Linked DNA regions of Homo sapiens: region 1 is linked to region 2. The links are chromatin loops, found by intact Hi-C in ENCODE. Cell type or tissue: CD4-positive, alpha-beta T cell. All regions are shown on one strand. Links, peaks and the distances in the headings refer to the core of each region. The heading gives the core; the rest is flanking DNA.

Evidence for each region. A loop is a pair of places that touch in the nucleus more often than their neighbours do. Peaks named below come from ENCODE experiments on the same cell type or tissue, not always from the same donor. Only the 100,000 strongest peaks of a DNase experiment are listed, where the experiment ranks them.
Region 1: a loop joins it to region 2, with 3.0 times the contacts of the local background. A loop is called at or near these places in 13 of 110 quality-filtered maps.

The regions. Positions count from the first base shown.
Region 1 is chr1:35,197,981-35,207,123 of GRCh38, forward strand. No RefSeq gene overlaps it. Among named protein-coding and RNA genes, the nearest start is that of SFPQ, 9.4 kb to the left of the region's middle. RefSeq lists an enhancer at 4,067-4,246. In CD4-positive, alpha-beta T cell, for the core only: CTCF peaks have their summits at 4,320 (motif pointing right) and 4,531; a DNase peak (open chromatin) is centred at 4,301.
Region 2 is chr1:35,447,218-35,456,360 of GRCh38, forward strand. It overlaps KIAA0319L (KIAA0319 like), which reads right to left. Exons shown (of 21, transcript NM_024874.5): 10 at 8,796-9,024; 11 at 7,145-7,268; 12 at 6,340-6,472; 13 at 4,411-4,559; 14 at 3,141-3,292; 15 at 2,650-2,788; 16 at 956-1,115. Among named protein-coding and RNA genes, the nearest start is that of ZMYM4-AS1, 86 kb to the left of the region's middle. RefSeq lists a silencer at 3,883-4,062. In CD4-positive, alpha-beta T cell, for the core only: a CTCF peak has its summit at 4,038 (motif pointing right); DNase peaks (open chromatin) are centred at 4,024 and 5,104; H3K27ac peaks cover 1,826 bases.

The sequences.
Region 1 (9,143 bases), core at 2,106-7,105, 250 kb before region 2:
TAATGGTGAAGAACAGGCTGTTTCCATCTGAGCAGGGTATTGTTCCAAGATCTTTCACTTTTCTGACACACTTGCTTTTTGGGGACATTGTAAGGATTGTGTGAAATGTTTAGTACTTTCTAAGTGCTCAGTAAAGCCAGGTGCACTGGTTTGAGCCTGTAATTGAGCTCCTGGTCTCGAACTCCTGACCTCAAGTGATCCTCCCACCTCACCCTCCCAAAGTGTTGGGAATACAGGCATGAGCCACTACGTCTGACCGATATATCAGATTTAATATGTCCAACTTGGAGCTATTGATTTTATCAACTGAACCTATTCCTTCCCTCAAACTCTCCCAGCATAGTAAATAGTACCACCTGGTTGTTCAAAACAAAAACCTAGAATTGGTCCTCTTTATAAAAATCCAAAGATTGGTTCTACCTCCAAAGTATATCTTGAATCCTCCCCCTCTACCACTACATCCTAATCTTCTCCATCTCTATGTCTCACGTAAAGTCCTGCAACCACTAATATTTCGGTCTTCTGATCCATTCTTCACATGGCAGCTAGAGTGTTATTTGTTTATTTATCTATTTATTTTTTCTTTTTGAGATGGAGTCTCACTCTGTCACCTAGGCTGGAGTGCAATAGAGCGATCTCAGCTCACTCAAAAAAAAAAAATCAAATAATGTAATTTGTTTCCCCTATTTAAAGGCCCTCAATGGCTTCCCATTGTTGTTAGAATAAAATCCAAATACCTTAGCAAGGTCTACACGTCCTGACTTGGTCTGACCCCTGCCTGCCTTCCCAGTCTTACCTCCCTAATTCCCTACTCTATTTGCACTAAGCCCTAGCTATTTTTTTTTTTTTTTTTTTTTTTTTTTTTTTTTTTTTTTCTGAGATGGAGTCTCACTCTGTCGCCCAGGCTGGAGTGCAGTGGCACGACCTCGGTTCACTGCAAGCTCCGCCTCCCGGGTTCACGCCATTCTCCTGCCTCAGCCTCACAAGTAGCTGGGACTACAGGTACCCACCAGCACGCCCAGCTAATTTTTTGTATTTTTAGTAGAAACAGGGTTTCACCGCGTTAGCCAGGATGGACTTGATCTCCTGACCTTGTGATCTGCCCGCCTCGGCCTCCCAAAGTGCTGGGATTACAGGCGTGAGCCACCGGCGCTAGCTATTCTTAAGATTTATCAAGTTACTTTACCTGTATGTTTTGCCTCAGGGCATTTGCACTTGCTCTTTACTCAGCCTGCAGTGTTCTCCCCACTCGCCCCGCCCCGGCTCTTTGCACAGATATCTTTTCTTAATCTTTTTTTTTCCTTCGCTGCTTTATGGAATGATCTCTTCATCCTTCTATCTGAGCTTGAAAATCACCTCAGAGAAGTCTTCTGTGCTCATCATCACATCCAAAGTAGGCTCCTCCTCTCTGTTATAACATCCTGTATGTAATATACATTATAGCTGTCTTCACAACTTGTGTTTTCTTGTTTATTTCTTTTTTCTCTTTCTTTTTTCTTTTTTTTCTTTTTTTTTTTTTTTTTTTTTTGAGACAGATTCTCACTGTGTCACCCAGGCTGGAGTGCAGTGGCACGATCTTGGCTCACACACCCAGCTAATTTTTGTATTTTTAGTGGAAATGGGATTTCACCATGTTGGCCAGGCTGATCTCAAACTCCTGACCTTAAGTGACCTGCCAGCCTCAGCCTCCCAAAGTGCTGGAATTACAGGCATGAGCCACCGCATGCAGCCTATTTCTTCATTTGTCCATTGTCTGTCTCCTCTGTTGGACTGAAACTCTGACTTCTTTAAGGCTGTATCACTGGCACCTAAAACAGACACTAGCACAGAAATAAACATTTGTTGAGTGAATGAATAAATAAAAGCATAATGGTGAAGAACAGGCTGTTTCCATCTGAGCAGGGTATTGTCCCAAGATCTTTCACTTTTCTGACACACTTGCTTTTTGGGGACATTGTGAGGATCGTGTGAAGTGTTTAGTACTTTCTAAGTGCTCAGTAAAGCCAGGTGCACTGGTTTGAGCCTGTAATCCCAGCTATTCAAAAGGCTGAGACAGGAGGACCACTTCAGGCCAGGAGTTTGAGACCAGCCTGGGCAACATAGCAAGACCCCATATCTAAAAAAGTAATAAGAAGAAGTTATCTGGGCGTGGTGGCAGGTGCCTGTAGTCCTAGCTACTTGGGAGACTGAAGTGGAGGGATCTCTTGAAGCCAGGACCCAGGAGTTGGAGGTTGCAGTGAGTTGTGATGGTGCCACTAAACTCTATCCTGGGTGACAGAGCAAGATTCTGTCTCTAAATAAAAGTTAAAAGTTTGGTATGTGTACCAAAAGAGTAATTATTTAATACTGTGAGTAATATCTACTTCAAATAATAGCCAGTATCAAAATAGCCAAAATCAACTGATCATTTAGTTTATGCCATACAATGTAGTAAATACTTAATATTGAATTGTGTTTTTGTTTTTGGTATTGTTTTGTTTTGTTTTGTTTTGTTGAGATGGAGTCTTGCTCTGTCGCCCAGGCTGGAGTGCAGTATTGCGATCTTGGCTCACTGCAACCTCCGCCTCCTGGGTTCAAGCAATTCTCCTGCCTCAGCCTCCCAAGTACCTGGGACTACAGGTACCTACCACCAGGCCCACCTAATTTTTGTATTTTTAGTAGAGACAGGGTTTCATCATGTTGGCCAGGCTGGTCTCGAACTCCTGACATCAGGTGATCCACCCACCTTGGCCTCCCAAAGTGCTGGGATTATAGCCGTGAGCCACTGTACTCGGCCTTAATATTGAATTCTTATTACAACTCTGAGATTTATAGTATTATTTGCTCATCTTTCAGATTAAAAAACCACCATTACTGTAATCCAAGGTAACATTATTCTTTCTCTCTCTTTTTTATTTCTTGAGAGGTGGAGTCTCATTATGTTGCCCAGGCTGGTCTCAAACTTCTGTGCTCAAGTGATCCTCCCACCTCAGCCTCCTGAGTCTACAGGCACAGGTCACTATGCCCAGCCAAGCTAACGTTGTTTTATTACATCCAGGATACACACTGGAAACTAACAATGTAACATGATTTCTCACCTAGACTTCTGCAAAAGCTTTCTGACTGGTCATCCCAATTGCCTTCCTCCTTCCTATTTTCCAGGCAGCAAGCAAATTATCATTTTTAAAGGCAAATCTGATGCTTCAGTTCCCCTCTTTTAAATTCCTTATTGTCTTCCTATTGCCCTTAGGAGAAAAAACAACCTCCTTAACTCCTATGATGTCCCTCCATTCCCTGGCCATCGCATTCCTCCCCAGCCTCATCCCTGACTCCTGAATTCTTTGCTGTAGTCACACTGACTGCCTTTAGTTCTTTTAACTTCTCACGTTCTCACCTGAAATAGTATCTTCCTGGTCACCGTCTCCCTCCTTTATGGTTAGCTCTTATCCATCTTTCAGGACTTGACTTACACTTGCCCTTCTCTGGAGGCCTTCTGTGACCCCAAGGACCAAGTTGCTGCATTTCATTAGCATCCTGTACTTTCACTCCTATAGTATTCATCCCACTTTATTATAGAGACTTGCAAAATTGTACACTTTAGCCTGTAAGATCATGAGGACAATGACTGAGATTCTCTTTTAAGCACCAAATCCTCAGGGCCTAGTGCTGTGATACTCTATATTTGAACAAATGAATAAGTGAATGAGCCCATTAATCTTTCCTTTTCTGAACCATTGAAGAATGTCCTCAACATAAATGACAAATTTCAGATATTAAACACAACTCTGTAGTTCACATCTGTGGTCAATTATCATGCCTGAATAATATGTAGAACAATCTTTACCTTGTAATACTCTGAATGTGGGTGAACTTACAGTTCAAACACTATAATTACAATAAAATGAAAATTATAATTATCCTCTTGTTTGAGTATTTATAAGGCCTAGAAGGGTAGGGGATGGAAATAATATGCTTGATGAAACACGCTGCCGCTCTCTAATGAATATTAATTCAATTGACTAAATTTACATCTTCAGCTGTCCCCCAGGGCTTGAGAAACCATGTTGGTCAGCAGGTGTTAATTTAGCTTCGTAGTTCTCTTTTCCAACTTTGAAGAGGCTATTCAGTTTTCAGATCTATCAGCGCTTGTCTCTGAGGCTTCATGCACACAATAGAGAGCTCAAATTATTTTGCTGGGGGCAGAAAAGGAGAGCTAAAAGAAGGACATCTAAGCTCCTCAAATGCACACTGCCTCCCCCAAGGAAGTGGCTCTTAGATGAGCCCAACTGGCAAACTCTAACCGTGCAGTAAAACCCTCACCACTAGGTGTCTCAGTGGCTGTGCCACTTCCTCCATCTCCTTGGAAAGCAAATAGCGGCATACACTCCATTACTCTATTGTTATTGAGCCTCCAAGCAAAGAACCTTTTGGAAGGGTTGATTTCAATACCTGGGTAAATTTTCCAGTAGATCTAATCAGTATCTAGATTGCCTCTCTTAATGAGAGAAACATTGGATTAACTGCAGTGTCTTCCTCTGTTACTGCCTTCCTTTATTTAGGGAAAACGTGCTCTGTTTGTAGTACCTTTATTTATTTAATTATTTCTCCATCTAATTTATTTCTTTATTGTGTTGGGGGATGGGGAGAGGTCTTCCTTAGTCATGATGAGCGACCCCATATTCATCACCTGTCACCCCCACACTGAACTAAATATCTTTCCAGGTTTTTTCCACACAGTTACTTTAGTCTTGAAGGCATTTATTTTCAGCTGCCCCTAAGTTTACCACTTGAACTGATTTTAAAGGTAAAAAAAAAAAAAATGGAGTTTAAAGACTCATCAAATGGAGGAAGATAGCTCAGAGGTAGGTATAAATTTTTACCATAAGTGTACTTCAGAAATTAATGAGAAAGGAAAGAAATATTCAACAAATGGTATTAGAGTATTTAATTTGCTATATATGTATATATATGTATATATATGTATATATGTATATATATGTATATATGTATATATATGTATATATGTATATATGTATATATGTATATATATGTGTATATATATGTATATATGTATATATATATAATCAAACTGATTCTAGATGGATAAAAGAAATATGTGTATTTTTTAAACAAACCCAGAAAGAATGAGAAGAAAATAGAAGTGAATATCAGATCTTTGTCAGGAAGGGCAATTTTTAAGATTTACTCTGATAGAATAAATCACAAAACAAAATATTAGTAAATTTCCCTGCATGAAGATTAGAAACCACCAGGTTAAAAACCAAGACGATAATAAAAATTAAAAGTTAAATTGAAAAAATAATTGCAAGAAAAAATTATAATAAGTGGTTAATATCTTTCCTATGTAAAGGATGTGTACAATTTTATAAGAAAAATAATCAAGATCCCAATTAATAGCCAAAATAAATGAACTAACACATGGAAAATATTCATCCTCTGATGATAATTACAGAACTAGAAATAAAAATGAGAGACTATTTTTCATCTAAGTTAACACAAATTTAAACAGCCACTACTGACATAATTCTTTTGAAAAATAATTTGGCAAATTCATTTTCTCCCTCTCTCTCTCCTTTTCCCTCCCCCTCTCCCTCCCTCTCTGCATCCTCCCCGCTTTCATTCATTCATTTATTTAACAAATACCCTCTGTGTGCCTGCCAGGTGCTGGAATCTAGCCTAAATTCTAAATACAGAAAAATTTTATGTATAAATTTGTTCATCTCCACATGATTACTAATAGCATTAAATCAAAAACATCCTACATTGTCTACATTGTCATCCAGAGGCAAGGTCTTCTTTTGCTTAAGACAATCTTAGTTTATGTTTGATATCCCAGTATAATTAATAAATAGTGCCCCCCCCCCCCCCCACTAAGACAGCTTTCTGGCTGATAGCAGTCAAGTATCTTGAGGAAGGGCCAGTTTTTCTAATTTGTACAAAAGCACCATTGGGATTAGCCACTGTCCATTAAGTTACTAAGGTTGGATGATTTCTGGTTTCCTATTTTTCTGCAATTTCTAGATTTTCTAAAATGGATTTTACGTGTGTGGGCTTTACGTGCATTAACTCATTTAATTTTCACAACCCCGTAATTATTTATTTTTCTTATTTCACCCCCTTTTTTTAAGATAAGGGATTAAGTCACCGAGAGTCACATAGTTATGAAGTGATAGAACCAAGATTTACACCTGCATAGTCCATATCCAGACCTTTAAACAGCAAGTTATCCTGTCCATAGGGATAACTATATCCAGTTGGACTTCTTATTCATTTATGGGGGGATAAAGATTACCTATGCTCACAAATGTTATTTGGAAAGTACATACAAATAGTAGCCCCAAAATGTGTCTATCTCTTACAAACAAAATATGTTCTCTTAAGTCCACTAATTATAAATACATTGTAAATACAGTAATTGAAAATAAAATGCAAGAATTCATTAACAAATAAAATGGAAGAATCCCAAATACCCAATTATGAATTATCTTTTTGATGTATAGTTATATCTGTTTAAATTTCTTTTTATTGGCCAGGCGTGGTGGCTCATGCCTGTAATCCCAGCATTTTGGGAGGTGGATCACTTGAGGTCAGGAGTCCAAGACCAGCCTGGCCAACATGGTGAAACCTCGTCTCTACTAAAAATTTAAAAAAACAGCCAGGTGTGGTGGCGCACGCCTGTAATCACAGCTACTTGGGAGGCTGAGGAGGAGAATTGTTTGAACCTGGGAGGCAGAGGTTACAGTGAGCTGAGATCCAGCCACCGCACTCCAGCCTGGGGAACACAGCGGGACTCTATCTCAAAAAAATAAATTAATAAAAACTTATTTATATTTATTTTTTTATTTATTTATTTCACTCTGGGCTCATTTCTCGATCTGTTTAAATTTCAACATATGAGGCTGGGCGCAGTGGCTCATTCCTGTAATACCAGCACTTTGGGAGGCTGAGGTGGGCGGATCACCTGAGGTCAGGAGTTGCAGACCAGCCTGGCCAACATGGTGAAACCCTGTCTCTACTAAAAATACAAAAATGAGCTGGGTATGTGGCACAGGCCTGTAATCCCAACTATTCAGGAGGCTGAGGCAGGAGAATCTCTTGAGCCCAGGAGGCAGAGATTGCAGTGAGCTGAGATCGTGCCACTGTACTCCAGCCTGGGTGACAGATCATGGCTCATTACAACCTCTGCCTGCCAGGTTCAAGCGATTCTCCTGCCTCAGTCTCCTGAGTAGCTGGAACTACAGGCGTGTGCCACCATGCCCTGCTGATTTTTTGTATTTTTAGTAGAGACAGCGTTTCACCATGTTGGCCAGGCTGGTCTCAAATTCCTGACCTCAGGTGATCCACCCGCCTTGGTCTCCCAAAGTGCTGGGATTACAGGCGTGAGCCACCATGCTTGGGCCACATACCACTTTTAAATGGATTGATGGAAAAATAATATTTTTTGTAGGTCATGTGTGGTGGCTCATGCCTGTAATCCTAGCACTTTGGGAGGCTGAAGCAGGTGGATCGCTTGAAGCCAGTTCAAGACCAACCTGGGCAACATGGCGAAACCCCTATCTCTACAAAAAATACAAAATTTAACCGAGAGTCATGGCATGTGCCTGTAGTCCCAGCTACTGGGGAGGCTGAGGTGGGAGGCTTGCTTTAAGACAGGAGAGCCCCCTGGACCACTTCACAGGACTTGCAACAGGAGTGTGGCTCACTTACTCGGCTGCCATCCTGAAACCCTTTGTGGGAGGGGGAGCATGCAGGCAAGTGGGTGCTGGGGCTCTGACGAGAGCTTTTGGGCTCCATCTCCATGGTAGCATCTAAGGGTATGCTACAATTAATGTTCTTTTAGCAGTTTCTGTCTGCAGACAGCTAAGTGTTAACCAGCTCAGTGGAGAGTCAGGGTGACAGCCTTTTACACCTTTCCTTCTTGGTACCCAGGTCCTTTTCTGGTGCCCAAGAAGAATCTGGCCACATGGACTTGAAGGATGGTGAATGTGGAGGTTTCATTGAGTGATAGAGGTGGCTGTCAGTGGGACAGGGAGCTAGAAAGGGTGTGGAGTGGGAAAATAATCTTCCCCTGGATTTCAGCCATCCCCAGCTGACCTCCTTTCTGATAGTCCAGCTGTCTCTTCAACATTCAGACGCTTCTTCTCTTCTCTCCTTCTCTGCCATGCTACTCTGCTCCTCTGCCAGTGGAGTTTGGGGTTTTTATGCATACAGGATGGTGGGCATGGCAAGCCAGGGTGGTTTTGGAAAAAGCAACGTGTGGGTGGGAAAAGAGAGATGTAAAGCTCTTATTTAGGGCTGCAGCCCCAGGCTTGTGGGTGGGGCTTTTGCGGGGAACCACCCTCTTCTACCCAGTATTTCCCTGCCTCTGGTCCATATCAACATGACCCCAAGAGGTTGAGGCTGCAGTGAGCCAAGATCACACCACTGCACTCCAGCCTGGGTAACACAGTGAGACCCTGTCTCAAAATACACACACACACACACACACACATACACACACACATATATATACATACACACAAATATATATATAGATGTTTTTGTTACATGATTTATTGAAATTAAACATGTATCACTAATTAAATGGGCAAGTGTAAAAAATTACAGTTTATGAGTGTTATTAAAGATTTATAAATACAGGCCAGGCACAGTGGCTTGCGTCTGTAATCCTAGCACTTTGGAAGGCAGAGGTGGGCAGATTAACTGAGGTCAGGAGTTCAAGACCATTCTGGCCAACATGGTGAAACCCCGTCTCTACTAAAAATACAAGAGTTAGCCAGGCGTGGTGGTGCATGCCTGTAATCCCAGCGACTTGGGAGGCTGAGGCAAAAGAACTGCTTGATCCCGGGAGGCGGAAGTTGCAGTGAGCTGAGATGGCACCACTGCACTCCAGCCTGGGTGATAAAGCAAAACTCTAGTTCAAAAAAAAAAAAAAGGCCAGGTGCCGTGGCTCACGCCTGTAATACCAGCACTTTGGGAAGCCAAGGTGGGCGGATCATGAGGTCAGGAGATCGAGACCATCCTGGCTAACACGGTGAGACCCCGTCTCTACTAAAAACACACAAAAAATTAGCCAGGCGTGGTGGCGGGCACCTGTAGTTCCAGCTACTCGGGAGGCTGAAGCAGGAGAATGGCATGAACCA
Region 2 (9,143 bases), core at 1,534-6,533:
CACACTACTGATCTTTCTTTAAAAAAAAAAAAAAAAAAATCAAATTATGGAAATTCCTTGCTTTTAAAAACAAAACAAAAACTTCACACACATAAAACAAACCAACTTGGATCTGCCTACCCAAACTATTAAAACTAAGATCCTCAGCTTGCATATAACTGTTCTCAATCTCCACTGCCAGTCTTGTCTTCTACCACATCCTGGGGCCACTAAGCTTGAACCAAGTGACTTCTTCTGGAAGAAACTGTGTACTTTCATACCACAGGGCCATTGCTCAATGCTGTTGCCCTGTTCTGAATTTCCTCCCCATCCTCCCATGCCTGGTCAATATAAGTTTCCTTTTCCCCTTTTTTTTTCTTTTTTTTTTTTTTCTTGAGACAGTCTCACTCTGTCTTCCAGGCTGGAGTGCAGTGGTGTGATCAGAGCTCACTGCAGCCTCAAACCCCTGGGCTCAAGTAATTCTCCTGCCTCAGCTTCCCAAATAGCTTGGACTACAGGCGAACCACACTGCACCTGGCTAATTTTTAAATCTTCTGTAGAGGTGGGGTCTTGTTATGTTGCCCAGGTTGAAGTTTTCTTTATTCTAGAAAAATCTTTGGATTACTCCTACCCCAACTCTCCTAGAAGAATTCATTGTCCTTGCCACAGTGTTCCACAATGCCGCTTGTTGTACCAAACCCACACCGTACTAATGTTCCATATTTACTTATCTCCTCTACTAGACTGTGGTTGTCAAAATAGTTGACCTCCTACACCCTGGAGCCCTGCTGAAGTGTCTAGTACAGCGCATGTCACCTGCACTAGAAGACAGAAGTCTATTGAAGAAAAGGCAACATGAGTGTTTCTGGTCAGAAAGCCCACCTTTCTCTATCTAACCACACTATTTCTCAGCTCATTCAAGAAGCCCGGGGGCCCCTGGTCTTTCCTTTGCTCCCCCCATTCATTGCCCAGCTACCTCTGCTCCGTGTACGGCTGAATCTTTTGCACAATGATGTCGGAATCCAGCACCCCCAGGAGGACCCCAATCTGGCGGATGAACATCCCCTTCAGCCTCTCAGTTAGCTGACTGACGTTGATATCCAAGATGATCTCCACCAGGTTGTTTTTCCTGGGATCTGGAAAGCATGTGGATCAGTCATGGCTTTAGAAGTAGGAGAGTAAACACAGACCTGCCACTGTGCATTTGCTTTGGCACAGGAGAGAAAGGAGTGAGAACATTCAGATATCCTTCAAATGGAAAGGGACAATAGTGAATTCCTGATCGGGCAATCTGGGGCTGGCTTAGAAAGCTTCTAAAGCACTCCTGCTCTCTATACCAACCTGAGAATTCCCACACATGTGCTGGGGATAAGGCTGAAGCAGTGATGCAATGAGGGGTGGGGAGTAATGACGGGAGTGGGGAAGAGAGAAACACTTAAACATTTGTTTTAAAAGCCTCTGTGCAACTGGCAGTGCTGAGCAATCCAGGCCAAGTGGGGGTTATTAAGCAATCTCTCCTGACTCACATCTGATTTTCAGTGCCTCGCTGTATTTTGTGCACAACAATGGGAGGAAAAGTGTCCATCTCAACAACCTCCTCAATAATGGGAATGCATCCGTCCCTCCAGGTTTAAATACAGTTAACAAAAGAAAATCCAGTCAGCCAAGACACAAGGATTTCCTTAGAGCCACATCACAGCTGCACTATCTTTGTATAACTCTAAAACGGTGAGGCTATCATGTTTTACTTTTGAATATGTCCTAAAGATGTTCTACATTTGGAATTTCAAACTGATTGTTTGGAATGCCTTATTTACATACTTGAATGCACCACTTGCCTGTTCTGATGTATAATTTGCATAATTAGTAGACTATCTGTGATCTGACTTTAAACACCAAAGAGATTTTATAGTGTCTCAGCTACTGTCCTTCCTAGAGGCAGGACAAGGACTGGAAGACCTCCCAAGATCCCTTCCTGTCCAAAACATCCATATATGAGGTTGGCCTAGATAATAAAGAGTAGGTTTAAAGTTAATACCATTTCATCAGAAGCTCAGGAATTTATACAGCTCTATCCCACCTCCATACTCAGTGCCTCCCTATCACCATATTAATCTCAAAGCAAAATAAAAACATGGTTCTATTTAAGAAGAAAATTTTTATTTCTGCAAAGCTGAAAAATGTAAAGAGCACTATTACTTTACCTTCCCTGGATTATCAGACAAGGCCTGAGGCTCAACTTATAAAAATAAATTGTTTTCTGCATCTGGATGCTGATGAGACATCATGACTCAAGCTATTCCCATGCTCAGATTCCCAAGCACTCTGAGCCCTCTCTCATCAGTCACGAGGAGAGGAGAAAGTGCTGGACTACGAGCACAAAGGCCTGGCTCTGACACAACTGCTGTGTGACACTGAGCAAGTCCTGCCCTCTCTGAGTTTGTTTCTCCATCTGAGATGAATAGGGGGAGGTCTGTATTTCTGCATGGGTAGGAGGTATTATTGGAACAGACGGTCTCTATGGATTTTTCAGCTTGGGGTTTCTCGATTATTTTTAAAGCTGGACATGCCATCTGGCTCTGTCCATGCTCGGGGAAGGGGATCTCAGGATAGAGGCCTTGATTGGCTGATTCAGCAATTCTACTCAGCCTCATCACTAAATGAACTCACCAGGTTTCACCTCCACAGTGGTCCGGTCTGTGTCACTCTCACCCTTTGCATCGGTCACTTTCAGGTGAAAAGTGTAGGTTCCCTCAACCAGGTTTGAAAGAAAAAGGATAGGGTGATGGTCAGAGTGATTTAACACCTCCTGTAGGGTTGAACAACATGGCTATGTTACAGAACAAAATGCCATTCCTTTCCTGGAGTCAGTTGCTGCTTTCACCATAACTAGGCCCTTCAGGGCTGAACTGTTTCAACCTTGGGCAGTTCCTGATACGGAACAGCATTGCAGCCTACAACTGCTAGGATCAGGGAAGGGAAACCCATTCTGTGCTATACTAGCTTACAGAATGACCCTAAGCAAGTCACTTCACCTCCCTGGATTTCAGAGAACAATCTGGGTTTGATATAAGGGACCACTTGATTAAAGCATATACTGGAACGCGTGGCTCCTCCTCCTCCCCACTCCTGTGTAGCTCTCCAGCTCCTAGCACACTTACCCCTGCTGCTGGGCTCCCCTCATCTCGAGTCCAGAGGTAGCTGACTATTCCCTTGTCATCTGAGGACTTAGAGCCATCCAGCTCTGCTGTGCTCGTGGGTAGGGTAATCACCACATTCCCAGTTATCTTGGCTATAGGTGGTTTGTTTATTTCTAATCAAAAAGAAATCATTGACATAATGTGACATTCTGGAAAAGAAGAAATGTTTCTTCATGATGCTTATGGGGAAATTAAAACATCAAGAGTACCTTAACTGGAGAACCTTTTTAAGTGCCTGTCCCTGCCACCAACCAACAGTGTAGATGAAAGCTACCAGCGCTGCAGTCCTGAGGTTCCAGTCCTACCCAGAGAAATGTTCTCCTAACACTGTACAACAGAGGGGACGAGTGTGCTTTCCTCTCATATTCTCCCAGCAGCCTTCCCAAATGGAATCCATTTCTCTGCTTTGGAGGTATGTGATGATCAGAAATAACGGCCCAAACTGGCTTAAAACCTTGGAGTTTAGGTTTCACCTAGCTGATCTTGCAAATTCTCCTTCAAAATATCTTAAAATGTTATTCTCTGAATATCTTTTTGGACCCCTTCCTTGGAACTTCACAAGAGAAAACAAAGAGCTACCTCTCTTATTCGGAGCCCCACGTGAAGCTCTGTATATTCAGATGTCTGTGCAGTATTTACTCAGCTTGGTATCTTATGTCTGGAGGTCTGCATATCTGATGGTTTTTCCTGCTATCAACTTAAGGCCCTCAACTTAAGGCCCTCTCCCACAGCTCTCACTGGTCACTGTGCCTGTAAACTAGAGCAAGGCCTCTGGCTGGCCTCAGCTCAAAGGCTCAGGGCAAGCATAGTCAGCTGTAGTGCGGCCGTCATTCTCAAGCCTGACAGCAGGTGTCACTGTAGCTAACAGGAGTCACGGCCCAGGTCTCAGCAATGCAGAGGGGCAAAATAAAAATGCAAAGAATAGAACCCTTAATTCTTTCCCTATTCAACTGAGAAATAAAGTAAGGAGGGAAGGAGGGAGGACTGAAAAGAAAGTAAGGGGATGAGAGGGAAGGGAAGATGTAAGCAGGAGGAGGGAGGGAAGTTAAAATTCACCTTACAGTCCAATTAAAGGCTGTTTTAGAAAAGAAAATAACAATTGCCCTCACCCCAACCCTCTTACCCACCTCTTGCTATCTCTAATCAATTTCTGCAGGCAAACATGACAGGATAAATTCTTCAGCTATCTGACCCTAAGAGGCTGCTACACAAACTGGAGGCAGAGAGGTACCTTCTTTGACAATGACATTCACAGAGCTCTGGCTTTGCAGGTTCCTCTCATCTTTGACAGTCAAGGTGAACACATAGGTCCCCACTTGCAGCCCAGTCACAGTAGCAACACTGCTGTTAGCATTCTCGAGCTGCACCCCATCAGGTCCCCTGCAAAAAAAGAAACTAGAGGGTAGAGTTGTACCTGTCTGCTGCTGTCCTGTCCCTAACTTAGCAGGAGGAGACAATGACTCCCTCAGCAAAGACACGAACTACTGTTACCCAGACCTTGACAAGACATGTTTAAAAATATTTCAATTGGACAAAGTGTCATTTGGCCTCAAAATACAGGCTGCCTGCTGGTCAGAAAATTCAAATAGCTTTCAAACACCTCTAGCCTTATCCTTTATATGAGCTTCTAGAACACTTGAACGCTTTACCATTCTAGTTTGTAAAAGGAAGAAAGTTCTCTGAGCAAGTCTCTGATCAAAAGAATGATTTAAGAGTGATGTTTCTAAAAAGCATTTCTGGCCCAGTAGTTGGTTTGGCTCTTGCCAGCAAGGAAGCAAAATGCATTTCTTAATCACGTGCCCAAATCCTTCCTGATGAAAGAAAAGGAAATGGGGCAAGACTGCAGAGGAACTCTCAGGACAAAATCATCTTGTTTGTAGCAACTCTATAAGCAAAGTTCCCTCCAGCTCCTGGACAGGGGCCATCAAGCACCTAGGACACCCTACAACCCTTCTTCCCCCTTGTGGCCTCAGAGACTTGCCTGCAGCAGCCAAGGGAGCTCTGTGCCAACATTCAGGCTGCACACAGCCAGAGAGCCCTCTGCTCAAGGATCAAAATGCCCCAGAGCTTTTAACTACAGGAAAGCCAGAGAAATCTGCAGACATCCAGGATTTACTTTGTTTTGCCTTTTAAAGTTACAGCCTCTGATCCTGGTAGCTCCTCCTGAAGCACAGTCTCCTTCAAGAAGCTATGCTAAGCATTATCTCTGCTGTAAACACTAATAAAACTCAGCTAAAAGGTCTATCAGCCATATCTTCAATAAACAATTATAATTAAAAACACCCTGGGCTGGGTAAGATTATGTTCTACAAAAGATAAAAACAAGAGCTGAGGGAAATAATTTCTAGATTCCAACTCAGCAATCTCAAAAGCAAGTCATTTGTATAGTCAAATTAAAGTTCTTTTCCACCCATCTCCAATGCCTTTGTCAAACAAACAAACAAACAAACAAACAAACAAACACAATACAAAAAAAAACCCAGGCTGTCCTATGGTTGCTACCTTTGGAAACAGAGAATACTTTTAACTCTTCTTAGAATTCTTTTGCTACTTGTGGGATCCTGCATATAATTTCAGTTGCATTAGTTATGCTTTAAAGGAGCTAAAAGAAACTACAGGAACTAAGAATGGTTCAGTTAGGTAATTTCTATGTAATTAGAATTATTTTGATTACCGCCTTTGGCCTCTGGCTAACTTAATTGGTAAATGGTGTCTTCAAGAAAACAATAACAGAGTAATGCTTTCATTTTATGGATGTATTTTCAATTTCTCTTAATAGCTGCTCTGCCCCATCCCCCGTGCCAGCCTTACCCAGTTAATTCTGAGCAACAGTATTTTTCTGCTCCATTACCCCTTCCATCCTGCCTCTCAAGTGTAATTAAACTCTGCATTTCAGCAGATGGATTGTACCTGAAAAAGCACCAGGATCACACAGTACTACCTGGGGACTAGTTGATGGCAAGCATTCTTTTTTTCTTACAAAAATTATGATTATAATATCATTTTCTTGGAGTTGAAGTTTGGAATTGCAAACATTTCTTCCTCAGTCACCCCACTGGATAAGCCAATAAGAGCAACTCAACTCATAATAGCAAATAAAACCTTGCTCTTCCAAGGTCTGGAGGCTTTGCAAAAATAAGGATTTTGTGTCAATACTCACTGTGTTTTTTCCCAGAGATATGAGATAATTTTCTGATCATCTGAGCTCTTGCTGCCATCCAGGGTTGTGCTATCCACAGGAAGGGTCAGCTCTTTATCTGGGCCTGCATCTGCCTGAGGAGGCTTATTGTTTTCTGGAAGACAAAGAGTTAGAGGTCAAAAGCAGCCAGTCCAGGTGGGAAAGGAGAGGAACCAATTGGGACACATGTTCTGGAAGCCATGGACTCTGCCTCTCAGGCCACAGAACTGTCAGATACTGTGGGAGATGTGGTTACCGTCAGGGAGCACACAATAAAGAATATAAGGCTGAAACATATCAAGCAATTCTGACAGAAACATAGAACATAATGAAGTTATAATGCCATACTAAACTTGAACTCTAATGCTAAGGGAGTTCAAATGAAAGGATTTGAGTGACAAGACAGGGCTGTCCTGAGGAAGTCAGTTTTAAGCAGGCCCTTCAAGGACGTGGTATTGGGTTGGTGCAAAAGTAATTGCTATTGAAAGGAATGGCAAAAACCGCAATTACTTTTTAGGATTTGGGATGGCATAAACTCTATTTCCTAGGTCTCTTTGAAGGTACCAACAACAAGCCAAGGGAAGGGCACAAGCTGAGGCTGGGAAGTATCCTTCATCTCTAGCTATGAAGAAAGCACAAGGGGAAGGAACAATAGAAGTCACCAGAGGCTCTATGGATCGGTGCCTTCTGCTTCTACCCTCATACAGCTCAGAACCCAACACTCTTTTCCCCCAAGGTTAAATGGACCCACCAATAGAAGAGCCTGAACCACAAGGCTGGAGCTTACCAGGTTGCACAATAACAGTCACTTGAGCAGTGGCCTGCTGTCCTATTGTGTCAGTCACTGTGAGCTGGTAAGTGTAGTCTCCTTCTTGCATCGCAGAGAGCTGTAAGGTTGGTGTTCTAACACCCTACAAATACAAATACAGAAGTGGAAAAGTGGACTCCAGGAATCACATCACACAATAATTCCGACTCTGGTAAAAACGATTTAGTTTTCTAAACCAAAGACCTAAGATGGTACTGGGCTATTACGTACCAGTTCAGCATGTGAGTGAATATGGAGTCAGATATCATGAGGCACCTTGCTAAGGGTTTCCCCCTTCAAGGAAACAACCCTCTCTGACACAGCAGCAGTTTCAAATAAAGCCAGAACTCTCATAAGAGAGGGCAGTATTGGGAAATGTGCAGAGATTACCAAGGCCAGTCTCTATGACTCAAACCAGAAAGAATACCGTGAACAAACAATAAATGACCCAGTTTTAAAAACACTGTTTAAAAAGATCCTCTTCCTACTGAAGCTACACAGTGCTCCTAACAAAGCTGTCTCAGTGAAACATGGCAGCAGCTCAAGATGCTGTATAACACCATACTGTCTCCTTCAGGTCTGTACAGGTTCTGCAACAACCTAACATAACATTTAAACAAAAGTCAGGTAAAATGGAGGCTTTAAGGGAGGCCTTAAAACTGAGAAATATAGAATCTTGAGGGACATTATAAATAATTTTGGGCAAACTTCCAATGCAGGAACTTCCTGTAGAGCAGTAGGCAAAAACTAGTAGCCCATGGGCTGAATCCAGCTTGCAAATATTTTTTTTGGCCTGTGGTGTCTCTCATATTGGAAATTTTCACATAAAGGTCTCAATTTCTTTCTTCTCTTGAAAAGCTGGGTTATCAAGCAATGTTAGGACCATCCTTCCATGTGGCAACAACCAGCTGGACCTGAAGAGTAGATGACTCCTTTAGTCAGGGCTTAAGTTCAGCACAGCCACCATCCAGTTTTCTTTCTTTATGTTACCTGCCTGGTGACAGATCTAGTCTCTCTTCTTAAGCATCTCTAGAGAGAAGATACTCACCATCTAGCCAATCTACTCTAACTTGTTATAGAGCTCACTAAGATTTGCACCCTTGTAGCTTCTAAATAGTTTGACTCTCTGGAGTCATCCAGAACAACTAACATTTCTCAGCCTTTTCCTCTAATACTAAACATTTAAGATAATTTTTTTTTTTTTTTTTTTTTTTTTGAGATGGAGTCTTGCTCTGTCACCCAGGCTGGAGTGCAATGGCGTGATCTCGGCTCACTGCAACCTCCGCCTCCTAGGTTCAAGGGATTCTCCTGCCTCAGCCTCCCAAGTAGCTGGGATTACAGGCGCACGCCACTACGCCCGGCTAATTTTTTTATCTTTAGTAGAGACGGGGTTTCACAATGTTGGCCAGGCTGGTCTCGAACTCCTGACCTCATGATCCGCCCGCCTCAGCTTCCCAAAGTGCTGGGATTACAGGCGTGAGCCACCATACCCGGCCAAGATAAAGATTTTTGCTACCACGTTAATCAAAGGCCCCTAAAGCTTTCTCAGTTTGTTTGGAGGTTTCTAAAAATGCAGTCCAGCAGCTCTACTTCTCTTGGGCAAGAAAAAATAGGAACCATTCCCTCCTACCTGCATCTCCACCACTTTCCCTTTGCTGCTTGGGCTGAGTGACCACTCATAGCTGGTGATGCCATGATCATCAGTGCTCTGGTTCCCAAAGAGGGTGATGGAGTTTTGGGGCAGGGTGATCACTTGGTTGGGGCCTGCGTTGGCCACAGGGGGGTAATCCACAGCTTTGTTCACTGTCAGGTTTGCAGTAGTAGAGTTGGTAGCTCCATCAGAGTCTACTACAGTCAAGCTATCAGGGCAGAGAGAGGAGTGTGATCAGGGACGGGTTTAAGGAAAGAGGAATAAACACTAGAAGACTGAAAATTAAGGCTAAGAAATACCAATGTGGCAAGGTTACCTATTCTTACC